2 separate regions of the Homo sapiens genome follow, and region 1 is linked to region 2. Evidence: read pairs that join two places in POLR2A ChIA-PET (ENCODE). Cell type or tissue: IMR-90. All regions are shown on one strand. Links, peaks and the distances in the headings refer to the core of each region. The heading gives the core; the rest is flanking DNA.

Region 1 (5,380 bases), core at 55-5,054, 1.3 Mb before region 2:
CTTATTTCAGGGAGGTCTGGGTGGTGTATCTCAGTGTCCCACACATGAACATTACTTTGGAATGAGTGTTTCCACAGCACAGGAGCCCAGCATGGTGAGTATTCTCATTATTACAGAATATTACTTTCATCTCTTGAGCCGGATTTTCTTTTATGACTCTTGGCAGATGCCCAAAGATCCTATGTCTGTGTAGCATCTTTTTGAAAGGTTTTTTCATACATAATATCTCTTATATGAGATTCCTTTCTAAGAACACTCTACCTCCCAGAGTCTGGCTTTAAATTTGTTTTCTCATGTTTCCTTCATATCTCAGAAGAAAAAGTTCCCTCCCCCTTTCTCAGGTTAATTTTTCTTCTATTACTTTGACTTGCCCCTTCTTGATCTCCTACAAAACCTAGTTCTTTCAGTGAGTCTCAAGTCCCCTCAATGTCTTTCCTCCCCTATGCAGGGTAAGCCCTAGAATATTATTGTATGGGAAATCGGGTCTTAGTAAGAGAGTAAACACAATGATGTGTGGGCATAGAAGCAGGGAGGCCAGGAATGAGATGCAGCTCTGCTAATGAAATACAATTTAACACACTATAAGCAGGGATTCTTCTAGGAAGTTTTGATGAATAATTCTTAGTTGCTTATTCCTCTGACGAGCCCCTGAGGGTTGTATCAGTGGAAGGTCTCATGGTGAAGTAGGAGGAATGTGGTTTTTGGAGTTATTCAGGACTGATTTTGACTTATAGCCAAGTCAACTTGCTAGCTGTGTAACCCCTCAGTTTAATCAGTTTAGTTACCTTCTCTTAGCTTTAGTTTCCTCATCTGGAACACATGGCTTATGAAGTCCTCCCTCAAAGGGTTGCTGTGAAGGGGACACTCAATGAGATGACACAGGTGAAGACTTGCATAGCATCTGGCACGTGGTATACTCTGTCACGCACACGCTGCTTCCCCACTGAGGCAGTTGCACTGGGAGTCCAGCTGGCCAGGTGCCACCTCTCCTCTGGCTCATTCACGCATGTGGGCCCCACTACTTTTTGATTTTACATTTAAACCCAGTGCTCTGAATTCCTGTCTTGCCTTTATTGGTGAGATATCTCCATCTCAGTTACAGCTGAGCAGGTGTATTATGAGCTGAGTGAATGCAAGATTGAACAAATAAAAAATACAACATGTAAGTGAACTCAAAAAAGGCTTTTGGAGTACCCTGTAGTTCAAATGGTTTGTGCTTATTCCATTCACAGATGGCACATTCTATCTGCAATGACTACCAAGCTAAGTATGGCAAGATGGTTTCTTAGTATGATAAGAGACTAATAGGACCCTACTTCTCATTTGTTAACCCCTCACAGTGTACCAATATTAAACAAGGTATTTTAAAAAGATCTGTTCCTGTCTTTGTGGTTAATTTTTAAGAGTTAAAATTCTTCTTGTTCTATGAGCCCCTGAAAATTCATTTTAAATCAACAGGCAAAGAGCCAGCTACGAGGAAGGGCAGAGCAAAAATAAACTTTATCCAGCAGTCATGTCTTAGGGAAAGAATTGGACAAACCTCTTCCTTGTTTCAGTAGAAACTTCAATACGTGTAACAGAATTAAGGAACAGCTAGATTGATGCTTGTAGAGGCAAAAAGATATAGAGAGTATATATATTTAATCAGACTAATCAAGCACACATCTGTAAGTGAATTTAAAAAATGACTTTGCTTTGAGGAAGTTGACTCTCATTTTGGTTTGTTTCATGATTGACTGAATTATTCTCTGTCTTGCATGTCACCTTATTTGACTTGACACTAATCTGACAGAGGGATGTACAGGAAAATCTGCAGGCCTGGGTGTCAGCCCTGAGTCAGGACTCTGACTCTGTTGCTTCTTAGCTGTGGGACCATGGGTAAGTTACTCAATCCTCTGACCTTCAGTTCCTTCAATAGTAAAATGAGGTTTTAATACTTACTTCTACTATAGTGTGTATAAAATGTAATACATATAAAGTGCCAGGAGTGAAGTAGGTATTAAAAATGCTATAGTTCCTCTCTCCTTGCCTGCTAATTTCCAAAATATCCTATGGCTTTTAGTCATATGATAAATTTTGGTTGCTACCATTTTTCCCTATTAGGCACTATTTACTGATACAGAATACTCTATACTTAGTGCTGTTGTCATAAGCAAGTCTCTAGACAAAGAGAGGAAATTGCTGAGGCAGTTTAGCTTGACAGGTTGACAGAGCCAGGCTCTGACACTTATCAAATGTTTGACCTTGGGCAATTAGTTAAACATTCTGTGCCTCAGTTTCCTCCTCTCTAATATGTGGATATTAAACCTCATTCCTAGGTTTGTGTTGAGGATTAAACGAGTTAATCTATTTGAAGCCATTAGCATGGTGCCTAGCAATCGTAGGAACAATGTTGATGTCAGCTATTGAAACTGCTGCCCCTCGTTGCTATGTTTGTGGCTGCCTTCCTACTCACAGCTCTCATCTTCAGGAACTGCTTCCACCCACTAATCGCCTCCCCCAGCGATGTTTGCATTACATAAATGGTGTATCCATCCAAGCCCCAACTGTTTAGATCAGGAGTGGACGTCTCATCTGAGCTGGAAAAATCAGAACCCTCTCTTTGGTTTGGGAACAGCGAGTAATTGAGAGCAGCCAGCTGTGGGCTGTGGAGCTGGAAGGTTGCATAGACTCAGGTCTGAGGCTATTATCTGGTCCTTGATGGATGAATGGAGAAAGCTTTCTGCTAAGAGAATCAGGAAAGTGGGGACAGATATAAGAGAAAACCAGAGAGGAGAAAGTTTATGGCCCGTAAGAAATGATGAGAGGTCCTGGGAAGATGAATTTTCCAGTTCCTGAGACCAGGCTGTGCTGAGCACTCTGCACTTACACTCTTGAGATGCCCACATTCTTACATGATGACGCTCCAATTCCCAACCCCTTCCCGACCGGCTTAGGCAACTCTCTCTTCTGTGCAGGCAAAGAAGCTGTGATGAAAACACTGAACTTCAGCAGGAAGTGATCTACATCCTTGGTCTACAAATGTTTTTGCTCACATAGTTGCAGAATTTTTAGGAACTATGTACCCCTACACATTTTCAAGTCGATATCTAAAATTTTTATCTTAAGTTTAAATGTCATAGCCCATAGAATCTAATAGTCCATTGATTGCAAGATATATTTCTTTCACAGTATTATGAACAGATAAGAAAAAATAAATGCTTACCATTTTTATAAGATACACCCCAATTTAACAGATGTTAAAATGAAAAATATGTCCCTTGGAATCACTGAAATGTGAACATTAAGGATATAATCCTTATACATTATAAATATTGACATTAAAAAAAGCCTGCTACATTATTCTTTTAACTGTGTCCAAAGAATCTAAATACTATAAAGATTTAATATTCACATGATCCAGTTAGAAAATATACTAGATGAGCATGATGTACTCTGACATTTGGAAAATTTAAATCTTTTTCCCCCTTGAATCTAGATTTTCAACCTATTACCACACAAGATTTAATCTAAATGTATATAAGGTATTTATGTAAAAATATAGTAGTCTTTAAACCTTTTACTTATTCCCCTATCATACATTTTTTGTATACATACAAGAAAAATATGCATATGAACTGGAAATTTGCTTTATTCTCTGTATTCATAAGGCTGTAAATCTGCACTATCCCAATATGGTAGCCACTAGCACCTGTTGCTATCTAAATCTAAATGAACAAAAATGAAAAAGTTAAAAACTTAGTTTCCCCATATTAGTCACAAGAGCCCGATAGCCACAGTGGCTAGTCAGTAGTTGATGCGTGGATACAGATAGAAAACGTTAGTATTGATGCAGGACATTCTATTGAACAGAGCTGCTCTAAAGGTTAAAAATTTCTTTCAGATACACTTATTATTTTACTTCTTATAGGCATTCAATTGATCAAAACAACCTAAACATATAACATAATTTTATAAATAATGTAATTGACACAAAGAGAAAACATTTTAAGGATTTGTGGCTTCTCATCAAATAAATGGAGCAGAATTTTTGTTTTGTTTTTTAAGTAGTTTCATGTGTTGTGTGACTTATTTCTAGAATAAGATAGAGGCCAACATCAATTTTATTTCTATTTTTTAGTTTTATAAATGGAAACACTGAGAAATTTTCTTTCTTTCTTTTTTTTTGGAGATGGGAGTCTCGCTCTGTCACCCAGGCTGGAGTGCAATGGCACCATCTTGGCTCACTGCACCCTCCATCTCCCAGGTTCAAGCGATTCTCCTGCCTCAGTCTCCCAAGTAGCTGGGATTACAGGCTTGCACCATCATGCCCGGCTAATTTTTGTATTTTCAGTAGAGACGAGGTTTCACCATGTTGGCCAGGCTGGTCTTGAACTCCTTACCTCAGGTGATCTGTCTGCCTTGGCCTCCCAAAGTGCTGGGATTACAGGCATGAGCCACTGCACCTGAGAAGTTTTCTTCATACAAATAAGGAGATAATGAAGAACTTTATCACATTTCACTTCTTTGAACTTTTCCTGAGCCAAAAAAAAAAAAAATCACATAATGATCTATCATCAAAATTTATATTTAAGGATAATTTAGCTGACAACTTTATTAGGTACTTCAGTTCTGTTCAAATCAAGGATTGGAAACCACTTTGCTTGCAAAATAATTTGGCATTATAGCCATCTGCTGTCTCAATTTCTGGTAAGTCCCGTATATCAAAAACATACCAAGATTTATTAAATGATCATCAGTTGAACTTTTTGAGACAGGTCCTCCCTTTGTTGCCTAGGCTGAAGTGCAGTGGCATAGTTATAATTCATTACAGCCTTGAATTCCTGTGGTCAAGTGATCCTTTCCCCTCAGCCTTCCAAGTAGCTAGGGCTACAGGCGCATGCCACCACACCCAGCCAATTGTTTTAAATTTATATTTTATTTTTAGTAGAGATGAGGTCTCACGATGTTGCCCGGCTGGTCTCTTGAACTCCTGGGCTCAAGCTATCCTTTTTTTGGCCTCCCAAAGTGCTGGGATTACAGATGTGAGCCATCGAGTCATCATACCTGGCCTAAACTTTTATTCTTTCACTTAGAGGCACTCTATTTCACTATATATATCTATATATATATTTTAAGTTAGGAATATATTACTGGTTTTATTATATTTTTGCCAATACTACCTTTTTGTGCTAAATGTTCTTTTCTTATGCTTTAAATACATATTTTTTTTTCCAGAAGCCGAAGCTACAAACTCATTTAATTATGGGAAATGTTGGTCATGAACTCTAATTGGCAAAGTCCAAATTAACATTCCAACAAATTAGCCAAATTAGAATTACTTCCTGTCAAAAAAAGTATGACTTCAATTTTCAACAAACATGTTAATATGTTTTATCAA
Region 2 (5,380 bases), core at 74-5,073:
TTTCCTACACAGAACAGTTGCCTAGGCTGAACTTGAACTTCTGGCCTCAAGCAGTCTTCCTGCCTTGGCCTCTTAAAGTGCTGGGATTACAAATGCGAGCCACCATGCCTGGCTGGAAGTTTTTTAGAAGAGGCTTGTAAATACCACCTAACTAGGAAGAAATGGGAGAACTCAACCTAGAAATAGACAAGTCAGATGGGATTCTGCCCAATAAGTCAGGCAAATCAGGGCGAGAAATAGGGTCTTGAGGGTTTGACCCTCAGATCATAGTTGCTCGGGAGATTGCTCTCCTCACATACCTGTAATCAGTTTTCCTTCCTTTGGAGCACATGACACCTCTTCCTCTAATCCAGTTTACTTCCTCTTTTTTTTTTTTTTTTTTTTTGAGATGGAGTCTTGCTCTGTCACCCAGGCTGGAGTGCAGTGGTGCAATCTCTGCTCACTGCAACTTCTGTCACCGAGGTTCAAGTGATTCTCCTGCCTCAGCCTCCCCAGTAAGCTGGGATTACAGGTGCCTGCCACCACACCCGGCTAATTTTTGTATTTTTAGTAGAGACTATGTTTCACCATGTTGGCCAGGTTGGTTTCGAACTCATGGCCTCAAGTGATCCACCTGCCTCAGCCTCCCAAAGTGCTGGGATTACAGGTGTAAGCCACCACGCCCAGCCCTAGTTTACTTCTCAGCCCATTCCAGTCTAATTCTACCTAGCTTTCTTAGCTATTTATAGAACAAGAACACTGGCTTAGAGGAAGGGGAGAGATGTCTAAGTTTTCTTGCAAGTCCAGCTTTCCTACTCTGCTCCTAATTAGGTTTTCTGTTTCTATGGCTGTGACTTCTCTATCTCCAGCTTGCTGTGTTTACTTCTCCCAAGCAACAGCTCGGTATACTTACTTCTCAAATATAGGTTTCAAAACACATGGAGGAATCCACAAACCTCTGTGCATCAGAGTCCAATTTTCCTGCCCTCAGAAAGGCACACAGCTGTATACACAGCATGTTTTGATCACTGGCAAGAGCTTTCTACCTGCCAAACACTTAAATTCATTAACAGTCATTTACTGAGAAGGGCAGGATGTACAGCACCGTTTGTCAATAGCCACAGTCTTCCCATCTTCTCACCACCCTAGGAAAGAAGCCTGAGGAGGGAGATTTCTCACACAGACGACCCCTGTCAAGAGCCAAAATACCTTGGCAAGAAGAAGCCAAAAAAACACTCCACTCCCTATAAGTTCTGCATTTGGAGCTTCTCTGCAGTTTGCTAGACTGAGTAAATAGAGCTAGCAGCCAAAAATAAATATCTATTTTTCACAGCCAGAAGAGGGACAACTCCACAAGTGTTCATCTGTATCTGCCTTTGGCTCACTGGTTTTATTCCATAGCTTTGGTTCATGAGCGAACATCGCGCTGGCCTAATGCAGGTGGAAACACTTCTGGAGGTGCGGGCCTAGGGAGGAGAGGTGAAGAGCAGGAAACGCATCAGCACTTTTTCTTCTAAGCGCTCATGTCCCCAGAAGGCTCTGAAAATTTCAAGAAATTCTGTGAATTTCTCAATCTGTGGTCATCGCTATATAAGCGGCCACAAATTAAAGGGGAAGTAATTTTGCAATTAGATGTTTCTTGAAGTTCAAGTGACTAACCCACTTAAGGTAGGCTGAGGAGATTTGGCCATATCAGATGGTCAGACCCAAAATATCCACGATCTGGTTTCTAAAATTAGGAAACTGACCCTGACACTCCCGCAGATTTGTTTAAGGTGTTTGAATGTTTTTCAGCAAATTGGTCAATTTGGCAAACTGGCTTTTGAAGAAATTACTTTCAGAGATATGACAGAGCCCACTTTTCTCCTTGACACTGGATCCTTATTACCTACTCGGACCCTTAGTATGACCCCATCCTGGGGTCTGACTCAGCCAAACCACACCAACTCTTAGTCTACTTCTCAGGCGTCTGACCTCAGCCGTACAGCTGGCCAAAGACACCTACCTTAGAGCCATTTATTAACTTGCTTGCCATGCCTTAAGCCCTTGTAACTCTTTATCCATAGCTGTCATTCTTGGTCTCTCTGAAGCATGCTCTCTTTCTTAAAGCTCACCGTTGTTCTGAATTCCATTACCACTTTCTCTGACTCACTCTTCCAAATCAAGGCTCCTATCCTCTGGCTGAGTAAGCTGGGAGGAGGCCTCTGCTGTCGCAGTGGGAGGCCTCCAGGGTCATCCTGACTCATCCTCTCCTTATTTTGCTTTGTTGGTATCTATCTCTGTGCTGCTTTCACTCACAAAACTTATGACATCAAATGCGTGCTATCTTTTCCAACATCACTTCACCAAATTTCCAACACCAGCTGGGTATTCTACAATTCAATTCAATTCTAATACTATTTACCTGGAATTAGCTTCAGATCCCAAAAGTTAATGAAGTGTAACCAAATGCAGTTTCGGCCACTTGCCGCTTGCAAAGTCAAATAACAAGGGCAAGGAGTGGTGGAAGGAAAGTGACTTTATTCCAGAGCTAGCAGTGGGAAAATGGCCAAGCTTTGTGCCTTAAAGAAACCATTTCAGGTAGGGCTTAGTGACTCACGCCTGTAATCCCAGCACTTTGGAAGGCCAAGGCAGGCGGATTGCTTTAGCCCAGGAGTTTGAGACAAGCCTGGGCAACATGGTGAAATTCCATCTCTACAAAAAATACAAAAATTAGCCAGGTGTGGTGGCATGAGCCTGTAGGCCCAGCTACTTGGGAGGCTGAGGGAGAAAGATCGCTTGAACCTGGGAGGTTGAGGCTTCATCAGAGAGAGGCCCTATCTCAAAAAAAGAAAAAAATCAAATTTTGAACAGAATGCAACGGGTTAAAAAGCGAAGCTTGCTATGGGTGGAGTGGGGGGCGGGGGACAGGCATGCTGAAGGGGCTAGAAGGTATGAGTCTGGTATTTTTTAGTCTTTTTTTTTTTTTTTTTTGAGACGGAGTCTCGCTCTGTTGCCCAGGCTGGAGTGCAATGGCTTGATCCCAGCTCACCACAACCTCCACCTCCCGGGTTCAAGCGATTCTCTAGCCTCAGCCTCCCCGGTAGCTGGGATTACAGGCACCCACCACCATGCCCGGCTAATTTTTCTATTTTTAGTAAAGATAGGGTTTCACCATGTTGGCCAAGCTGGTTTCGAACTCCTGACCTCAAGTGATCTGCCTGCCTCAGCCTCCCAAAGTGCTAAGATTACAGGCGTGAACCACCATACCCGGCCGGCCGAAAGTGTGAGTCTGTTACAGGACTTGCTCTGATGACTTATCTTGGATTATTGCCCCCTATTGTGGTGGAATGGGCTTGTGCCATTTCCACCACAATAGGGTTGTAAATTCACTGCAACCTTGAGGTAATCTCCTGGTGGGGGAGAATTCAGTAGGTGACTGGATTGTTTTAAGATTCAGTTCCTGGAATTTATAAGCAAGCATATCATTTGATAAGGGGGACACTGTGCTTGGTGGAAAGAAAGAGGGCAAAGGTTACCATTTTATTCTTAAGAAATTAAACACTGGCCGGGTGCAGTGGCTCATGCCTATAATCCCAGCACTTTGGGAGGCCAAGGGGGCGTGGATCACTTGAGGTTGGGAGTTTGAGACCAGCCTGGCCAACGTGGTGAAACCCTGTCTCTACTAAAAATACAAAAATTAGCCCGGCGTGATGGCACGCATTTGTAATCTCAGCTACTTGGGAGGCTAAGGCAGGAGAATAGCTTGAACCCGGGAGGTGGGGGTTGCAGTGAGCCGAGATCGTGCCACTGCACTCCAGCCTGGGTGACAGGGCAAGGCTCTGTCTCAAAAAAAAAAAAAAAAAAAGTTAAACATACAGTAAGCAAGGAGGGAAATGGAAATAAAAAGAGAGAAAGAAAAAAAATTTAAATAGGATAATTTGGTGGCAGGATCAGTCCAACAAGACTACTACCACTTCAGATGCCAGCCACAAATTCCAGATTGTCACTGGTACTTCTCTCCATCTGGCTACAAATTTGTGGGTTTCCACAGCCTCCTCCTGAGCTTTGATAATCTGCTAGAACAACTCACAGAACTCAGGAAAGTGCTTTACTTGCCATTACTTATTTATTATGAGGGATACAACAAGTAAACAGAGGAGATGCAGAGGACAAGGTAGGGATTTGGAGCTTCCATGCGCTCTAGGCACACCATTCTCCCAGCACCTCATGGTATTCACCAACCCAGAACTTTTCTAAACCCTAATGTTTAGTGGTTTTAATGAAGGTTTCATTAAGTAGGCACAATGGATTAAATAATTGGTCATTAGTGACTAACCCAGTCTCCACCTTCTCCTTCCTGCCTGGAGGTTGGAGTGCTGGCCTAAAAATTCCAACCATCTAACATGCCTAATCATGGTCTTTCTGGTGACCAGCTCCCACCCTAACACTATCTAGGTGCCCCCAGTTGCCAGTCATCTCATTAGCACATAAAATATGCTAGTAGGCTGGGGGCAGTGGCTCATGCCTATAATCTTAGCACAGGGGGAGGCCAAGGTGGGAGGATTGCTTGAGCCTGGAAGATCAAGACCAGCCTCCTCAACATAGTGAGAACCTCACCTCTAAAATCTTTTTTTTTTTAGACAGAGTCTTGCTCTGTCATCCAGGCTGGAGTACAGTGGCATGATCTCGGCTCACTACAACCTCTGCCTCCTGGGTTCAAGCGATTCTCTTGCCTCACCCTCCCAAGTAGCTGGGACTACAGGTGCGTACCACCACACCTGGCTAATTTTTGTATCTTTTTTTTTTTTAGTAGAGAACAGGTTTCACTGTGTTTGCCAGGATGGTCTCAATCTCCTGACCTCAAGTGATCCACCTGCCTTGGCCTCCCAAAGAGCTGGGATTACAGGCATGAGCCACCACGCCTGGCCATTTTTTTTTTTTTAATTAGCTGAGCGTGGTGGTGCGCACCTATAGTCCCAGCTACTTGGGCGGCTGAGGTGGGAGAATTGCTTGAGCCTGTAAGGTTGAGGCTGCAGTGAGCTCTGGTTGTGCTACTGTACTCCAGCATGGGCAACAGAGCAAGACCCTGTTTCAAAAAAAAAAAAAAAGCTAGTATCATTCCAAGGGATTCCAAAGGTTTTAGTTTAGGAGCTGTGTACCAGGAACAAAGACTAAATTTTCTTTTTAGTATATCATAGTATCCTGCAAAAACTAACAAACTCATCACCTGCTAAATTTCTGAAACTGGGGATATATACACAACACTCTATTTAAAAGGGCAGTTGTCTTCTCTGGGTTTCTGGATCTGATAACATACAACCAGTTATCGCATATCAACATACCAAATTGCTTAAAATTGTATGTTATTTAGTTTTACATAAACTAAAATGTGCCATCCCTTTGCTCCAGCATCTCCAGG

The links. Peaks named below come from ENCODE experiments on the same cell type or tissue, not always from the same donor. Only the 100,000 strongest peaks of a DNase experiment are listed, where the experiment ranks them.
Region 1: POLR2A ChIA-PET joins it to region 2 with 12 read pairs; 1 of 35 experiments calls an interaction of 5 or more read pairs at or near these places.

Annotation. Positions count from the first base shown.
Region 1 is chr5:74,040,284-74,045,663 of GRCh38, forward strand. The region is part of intron 2 of LINC02122 (long intergenic non-protein coding RNA 2122); the gene reads right to left. It overlaps LOC105379035 (a long non-coding RNA gene), which reads left to right. Exons shown (of 3, transcript XR_948476.3): 1 at 1-94; 2 at 1,793-1,878. Among named protein-coding and RNA genes, the nearest start is that of LINC02122, 60 kb to the right of the region's middle. In IMR-90, for the core only: no CTCF peak of the experiment used is centred there; a DNase peak (open chromatin) is centred at 2,918.
Region 2 is chr5:75,318,966-75,324,345 of GRCh38, forward strand. LOC124901007 (a long non-coding RNA gene) reads right to left here and starts at 2,165. Exons shown (of 2, transcript XR_007058824.1): 1 at 1,985-2,165. In IMR-90, for the core only: no CTCF peak of the experiment used is centred there; a DNase peak (open chromatin) is centred at 2,166.